Regions from separate parts of the Homo sapiens genome. Here region 1 is linked to region 2. Evidence: read pairs that join two places in POLR2A ChIA-PET (ENCODE). Cell type or tissue: PC-3. All regions are shown on one strand.

The links. Peaks named below come from ENCODE experiments on the same cell type or tissue, not always from the same donor. Only the 100,000 strongest peaks of a DNase experiment are listed, where the experiment ranks them.
Region 1: POLR2A ChIA-PET joins it to region 2 with 7 read pairs; 1 of 35 experiments calls an interaction of 5 or more read pairs at or near these places.

What each region holds. Positions count from the first base shown.
Region 1 is chr14:51,180,147-51,184,146 of GRCh38, reverse strand. No RefSeq gene overlaps it. Among named protein-coding and RNA genes, the nearest start is that of TMX1, 58 kb to the left of the region's middle. In PC-3, no CTCF peak of the experiment used is centred here; a DNase peak (open chromatin) is centred at 1,846; H3K4me3 peaks cover 540 bases; H3K27ac peaks cover 1,919 bases.
Region 2 is chr14:50,445,983-50,449,982 of GRCh38, reverse strand. MAP4K5 (mitogen-activated protein kinase kinase kinase kinase 5) reads left to right here. Exons shown (of 33, transcript NM_006575.6): 15 at 1,151-1,209; 16 at 2,502-2,569; 17 at 3,862-3,904. Among named protein-coding and RNA genes, the nearest start is that of CDKL1, 51 kb to the right of the region's middle. In PC-3, no CTCF peak of the experiment used is centred here; a DNase peak (open chromatin) is centred at 2,302; H3K27ac peaks cover 1,502 bases.

The DNA.
Region 1 (4,000 bases), 730 kb before region 2:
AGTCTTGTGGAAAAGTAGTTGAGGCTGAGGTGCATGACGTCGTAACAGGTGCTGGCAATGAGAGACAGTCCACCAAATGCCCCAGAAAGAAGGTATGACCAAGACTGGAGTGAGTAATAAAAATATAGTAGGCTCCCTTGGGCTGCACACAAACAGAATACACCCAGAGAAGCCCAAAGACTAAAGTTCTCTTCACTATTTCTGTCCTTGGGTAGCCCCAAAGGATGAGTGTTTCTCCTTTACCCACAACTGGAATAATGGGCCCTTCTCTGTATTTCTCCAGTGGTAAGAATTTCATAAGATACTTGAGCATACAGTTAATTTTTGTTTAACAAATGTAAGAGTACCGTGGACACCATATACTCATTAGGTGATTTCCAAGCACTTGATCTCATTCCATTGAACTTGGCCTGTGTTCTTTGGTAGATGATATAGTTTCAATATATGTCCCCATCAAATCTCATGTTGAATTGCAATCCCCAATGTTGGTGGCAGGGCCTGGTGGGAGGTGTTTGGGTCTTAAGGGTGGATTGCTTCTGGCTTAGTGCTGTCCTCACGATAGTGAGTGTGTTCTCGTGATACACCTCAACTCTGATATTATAGTGGGAAAACAGCCAATACATAAGTGAATGAACATAGCTGTGCTTCAGTAAAACTTTGCTTACAAAAGCAAGCATTGGCCAGATTTGACCTATGGCTATAATTTACCAACCATTGCTATACAGGACTAGAAGACTTATATCCTTCATTTTTAACAAACATATATTGTATTTATTAGAATATGCATGTGACTTCAATAACAGCTAATCTAATACTATGACTTTATAAAAATAGGTTTTTTAAATTGTGTGTGAGTGGTCAGGGTTCCTATGGCAACGCAATGGTCCTAGAACCCAGGATCCTTTCTTCCTGGTCCTGGTCACTGAGGTACTGCCTTCACGTGTATCTACATGTTCATCCACATTTCAGTCAGTGAAAAGGAGGAAGGGGAAGTGGAGAGCATGCCCCTTCTCTTTAGAGGTACACCCTGCAAGGTGCACACATCCTTTCTGTATCCATCCCTACAGCTACAAGTTAGTCATAGGCCACACTTGGCTTATAAGGGATCCTGGAATATACAGACAAATTTGAAGGCCATGTACCCAGTTACAAATCATATGACTATAGAATGGGGAGGATACATAGTTGTGGGTATCTAGCGGTCTCTGCTACAACTAAAACTTAGATTTTCTGATTTTCTATAAGAATGAACCAGAATCTATGACCCCTCATCCAAACAAAACAAAACTTTTGTTTTGTTTTGTTTATTTTAACACATTTAAAATCCAGTTGTACTGCTTTTATCTCTCCATCACTCCCCTTATTTAAGAGATGTGACTGCCTTATTGATGGCCATTTTCTAAGGTCTGACCTCCCAGCTTTCAGGTAGTAATCCTACCTCTTTCCCTCCTTTTTTATGGAGAAAGAAAAAACAGAACATTAGAGAGCCTTAACGTTTTTGTTTTGAAAGACTTGGGTTTTAATTATGGTGGTTTACATAGAGTTTTGTGTTTAGTGGTGTACGACATGAAATGAAATGTTTGCTAATGTGATGTGACACTAAATGAAGGAACAGCCCTCCACAGACTACATGCGTCAGTGAATTAATTCCCTGCAGTGGTAACTGTTCTCAGAACTTCAGTCATCATTCCCCTTTATGAATAATTTTCCATTCGTACATAAGGGTGCCTGACAGTTTGTTTACATGCATATTGGGAATAAATGCCAAAATTATTTGGCTTGGCGTCAAAAACTGCCTCTATTTTTATTGTCTGCAGTGCTCTGATTCAGTGCATTTTAGTAAGTTTTTAAACAATACATGAATTTGAGTCAGAGGAACTAGAGGAGAGGCTGGGATGACACACACTTATTATAGGATATAAAGGGATGAGACATCATCTATTGTTTGCCATGCCAACAACTCTTAAATTAGTGCCCTTTCTCCTACAGCACTGAATTGTTCTCATTACAACTGGGCACAAGCAACTTGGCATAATTTGACGTGTTCCTTTAAGAGGTTTTAAGTCTGAAGTCATGCTTGAGTTATTCTCTAAGTTTTGTCTCACCCAGATTTTATCAGCTTTCATTAGGGTCTGAGTTTTTGGGAAGCTTCTTCTCTACATGGCCATTAGATGTTTGTACTTGGTTGTATGGGAGTATATCTTGACCCAGGCAAAGGCGAACAAAAAATGCAATGTTGTTTCTGTAGAGGCTGGAATAATCCCCTTTACTGCATGCTTGTCCTCCTGCTCTCCAGCGTACAATATTTAACCAAAAATGAACGTTTTAAATTATCTATTTTTCATTATTAAATTAAACTAAAATTTTACAGCATTGGAGTATATTAAAATTTTTTTCTTAAGTGAAGAAGTAATTTGAACTCATTTAAGTCTTATTTAGTATCCCCTGTGTTAGTGGAAAACCAGTATAATTTAAGTTGCCTACAGCTTCTTCCTGTTGTTAGTGGTAGAGTTTGCAGTGCAAGTTACTGAAACTGAAAAACTACCACCCTGGGGTTCATCACCTACTTCTGTGTGCTAAAGTGGAAGCTAGAATCCATTCTGTAGGCAAGTCCTTGTTAGGTTTTACATTGAAGATAGATGGAAAGCAAATGACCCCACATTAATTTTGGGAAAGCCCTGAACCACTGAAATAATACAAATATAGATAATTCAGACCAAGATGTTTTCATTCAGTTTAGTACTAGGAATTTGCTATGTTTGTAGCAAGACTTTGTCCTTGAAGACGTGTCTTTTCTCCAAATATATATGTGGAGTAAATTGAATATTGTCCCAAAGGGGTAATTATTTAAGACTGAATAACTCAGACTTTGTTTAACATGTTACCCATTTCTTATCATGATTGCCTTGCAGTAGAGGGAATGAGGCATCAAACCACACTGAATTTTCCCCCTGTCAGTCACGTTTGGGTGGAAAAAAAGTGGACTCTGTACTGAAAGAAGAATTCTTTCTCTCTCTGAATAGCTGAGAGGGATGGAGAACTAGACTCTTGGGAGAAAGAGCATGGGATATCCTATTTGTGGGACATTAAACAGGTATCTGTATATGATAACCTATAGGGAAACTGTGGAGGAGTGTGGTCCATTTGCTCTATTTAACTTTTTTATCTCAGAATTTCCCAAACGTATTCAAATGAGGAACCCTTTCATTGTGTGACACGTGTTAATATGCCACAGAATACCCTTCCGAAGAATACACCATGGGGAGTGGTGTCAGCCAGACCTCCTCCTAGCATGCATCAGAGTCACCTGGGTGGATTGTTAGAACTCATATTGCTCGCCTCATCCCCAAAGTGCCACTTTCGGTAGGTCTGAGGTGGGCTTGTGGATTTGCATTTCCAACACGTTCCCGGGAGCATGCTGCTCCTGCTAGGTCCAGGAACCACACTTGACTTGAGAATGAATCACAGACTGAAATAGTCTGGTTCCTCATTTGTCTTTCTAGAGTAACACAAATCAAATCAAGAAGCAGTCGTGAGCTTATACCACGAGCAGAGCATACAGGGTCTGTTCTGTCCCAGAAACACAAAGATATCCTAATAAAGTGGATCCCAGAGGCAAAATTTAAAAATATAGTCACCCCTCAGAGCAAGATAACTTAAAAAAATTAATAAGAATGTATGATATTATACAGCCTCACTGGTTGTTTTGACCATTTAATAATTCAAGAGTGTTTTTGTTTCTAATGTAAAATAATTGAGAGAAGATGGGGTTTTACTCATTAATATTAGCTCTAGTGAATTTTCTCAAGTCTTGCAACCTGAAGAGCCTTTTGGGCATGTTGGTTTATGTTATCCCAGCAGTTCAACATCTAGTCAGTGAAATCTGAAGAAACCTAGTTAGTCATTAAATGATTTGGCATGTATAATAATAAACAACTGGTTTTGTTGATTGCTTTGACTGAATTGATTAAATTCCTCAGAGAAATAGTAGAAACACTTC
Region 2 (4,000 bases):
GCGACAGAGTGTGAGACTCCATCTCAACAACAACAACAACAACAAAAAAGTAATATATTATTTTCACATTTTATGTAATGTGAAATGCAGCTCTAGACCTGCTTGCCAGTGTTTCTGGTTGTCACAAAAACAAACTTTAGCTCATCTCTGTTTCAAAAGACTAAAGAGGTTCTTTATGAATAGTAGTAGTTCTTGAATTCAGATGTTTTTTAATTACGTTAAGTCATTAATGTCCCAGGACTTTTTATTTTAGATTATTTTTTAAAGTAGATACTGTATTTTATGGAATGTCTTCTAAACTTTTATTGAAAAATTTATGACATACTGTTTTTGTTTAATGTGATGAATTATGTCAGTACTTTGTGTTTGCTTTTTACAAATCTTGTTTTTAGGAATAAGGACAACTGGATCCTATTTGAAAGCGCTTTTTAAAAATATTTTGTTTCCTAAGATTGTATTTAGGAATTTTGCATCTCTATGATGCAAGTATGAGTGTTTAAAAAAATTTGGGGGGCTTTTAATCACATTAGATTTTAGAATTTTTAAATTTTAAATACTTTATGAGGAAGTAATAAACCCTCCTTTTCTATGTTTTAGAATATTTTATAGAAAAGAAGTTACTCTTTGAATATTTTGAATAACTCTGAAGTCAGTATGACTAGGCCAAATAAAATACATATTTAGCAAAATATATCAGATTCCTGAATGCCATTGTGACATTTAATTGAACAGAAGTCATTTGTTCTTTTTAGATAATTTTTAGGTAGTTTTTCTTAGTTCATCTCTGCCATGAAGCTGTAGCTTAAACCGTCTCAAAACAGAGTCTACAGCATAGAGAAAATTCTTAAAGTTTTTACTTAGTCATTTATTTTTGATGAATTTTTAAAAATCTCTTTTATACAAAAAGAACTGTTTAATTTCCTGATTCCAAACAAGAATTAAGTAGAGATGTTAGGAAGATCCCACTTTGTTATTTACTTTTGGTAAGCATAACAAAGGGGTACTCTTGTAGTCAAAAAATAACATATTTTTTGTCTTCTTTCCCCTCTTCTTTCTCCCTCCCCCACCCCATATACAAACTTGTCATTACATTTCTGAGATCAACCCTTTGAGATGCTGAGTTTGTACATACCTGTTATATATTTTGCAGTTGACAAATTACAATTTGAACCTCCTCTGAGAAAAGAAACAGAAGCACGAGATGAAATGGTAAGAATTCATTTTTAAAGCATTATTTTCACATTAAGATTTGAGAAAACTTTTTTTTTGTTAGTTGTACTTTGATTAGAAAACAAAGTAATATACTCTTTTAAGCATTAATTTTGACAATTTTTCCCGTATTAAAGTTTTTAAAAGTTTATAGTTAGTTTTATTTTTACTAGAGTACGATGTAATACACTATTTCAATCATTCATTTTAACCTCCTTAGTCTTTTGAAGGTTTTACATGATGTTATTAAATACGCAGAATTTGATTCTCAGCTTTAAGCTCTTAGGACCTTTTTTTTTTTAACTGATTCTGTTTGTTTTATAGTAAATTCTACATTCTGTATTGCCTTACTATTTTTTAAATATATTTTATTTGTTAATATAGTTTCTTTTTTAACCATTGCTGCTATTTTGAATTTACTATCTAGTTACCTCTTTCCTTATCTAAAATGAAAAAAGTGGCCGGGCCCAGTGGCCAACTCCTGTAATCTCAGTACTATGGGAGGCTGAGGCAGACAGATCACCTGAGGTCAGGAGTTCCAGACCAGCCTGGCCAACATGGCAGAACCCTGTCTTTACTAAAAATACAAAAATCAGCCAGGCGTGGTGGCATGTGCCTATAAACCCAGCTCCTCAGGAGGCTGAGGCAGGGAGAATTGCTTGAACCCAGGAGGTGGAGGTTGCAGTGAGCCAAGATCAAGCTACTGCACTCCATCCAGCCTGGGCGACAGAGTGTGAGACTCCATTTCAAAAATAAATAAATAAATAAAAAGAAAAAAGTAATGAAGCAAGATATTATTAGAGTTAGCCTAACCTAGCCTATTGAGTTCATCCTTAATGTTTGGAAGTAGTGCTCTTCTTACTGTAAATATGTTGCTGTATGATAAAACCCCAGTTTCCATGCTAAGAGGGAAAAGTAGTAGCACCAGTAAATTCATGACAGTTTAGTAATATGATATTTAGTTTTCCATGCTAATGGAGTGATGATGTAGATAATTCAGTTGTTTTCTTTTATTGTTTGCTTTGGAATATGCTCACATACTGATAAAGAAGGTTTGTCACATTTGAAGCTACCTTTAGTATGTTTATGGAATTTCTTAAGTTCAGGTCGACTGATAATGAGTCATTGACCTAAATATGTCAAATGACAAAGCAAATCTAGCTAGAGATTAAAAAATTGATTGAATGCCAAGATGATTAATAATCATGACACTGGAATGTTTTCTTGAATCAAATAAAATGGTTAATACCTGTTACAAAGTAACATTTTAAACTATATTTTTATCTTTACAGGGATTGTCATCAGACCCAAATTTCATGTTACAGTGGAATCCTTTTGTTGATGGTGCAAATACTGGCAAGTAAGTTGTTTTCTAATTTAATAACTATATTTTATTTGATTACATAAGAACAGTATGGGGCATGTGATTTATTCTAATAAGCTTTAATTTGCATTCTTGAAAAAGTTATGCCATTAATGAAGGTAAAGCTTTTGAGTTTTACCAAAAAGCATCATGTATTGATCATTAAGGTTTTTTATTTGTTTTTGTTTTTAATCAGAATATGCTATGTAATGATAATATACTGAAAGGTGAGTCACATGATGTCATGGGAAAAAATACTGTAACAGAGTTAAAAAGCCCCAGTTCATCTCTCCAATATAGTTACCTCTACAATTAAGTGAGGGGGCTGGCCTTCATGAGTTGTTCCTAACCTGTCTGTGTACTGCAATTGCCTACAGAGCTCTTTAGAAATGCAGATTCCTAGGTTCCCACATTAGGCCTATACATTTGGAGTTAACAAACTATGGCAGCCCACAAACTAAGAATAGTAAATACATTTTTAATGGTTGAAAAGAAATCAAAAGAATAATTATATTTTATTACACATGAAAATTACATGAAATTCAAATTTCAGTGTCATAAATAAGTTTGTTAGAATATAACTATGCTTATTAGTTTATGTATCGTACATGGCTGCTTTCACACTATAACAGCAGAGTTCCATAGTTACAACCACTGTATGCCTTGCAAAACCTGCAGTATTTACTCTCTGGCCCTTCATAGAAAAAGTTTGCCAACCTCTGGTATAGAATACAGTCTTTGGGACTGGATCTAAGAATCCTGAAAGCCGCCTAATTGATTGCAATGACTGTGGATAAGTGTGTGGGACCAGTGGACTAGATAAGTGCTTCTCAAACTTATTGACCTGGAGAGCTTATTAAAAGGAAGATTCTGTGCATTTAGAAAAGTTCCCAGATGATGCCAATTCTGCTGGTTTGAGGATCTACTTTGAGTAACAAAAGGTTTGATGATATACCCACTTGAATCTATGGGTCCCAACTCTAAAATTCTGAATCAGTTTTTTAACCAAGAAGTTAACTTAGTTTTTATTACATAAGAAATATAGCAAAGCATAACCATAAAAGTAAAATAAGACTTTGTGTCCACTTTTTAAAATCTTTATTTTATAGACATACAATTTGACAATATGAGTGAGGTCTTAGGTCTTCCTAAAGATTTTATACTCTGCATCGTGATCTGTCTTTTACATCCTCTGTATAGAAACTGATTTTAATACATATTTAATAGTATCTGTGTTTTCGGTTACGGTCATTTATCATCATCTAAATTGCATTTCTTCTTTGTATTAGATCAACCTCAAAACGTGCAATACCACCTCCCCTACCTCCTAAGGTGAGCTACTTAATGATTTTGAACACTAAATCCTTATTTAAATAATATAGTTAAATTTTTAAAATAATTTTGAGTTTTTTCAAAATTTTCTTAAAT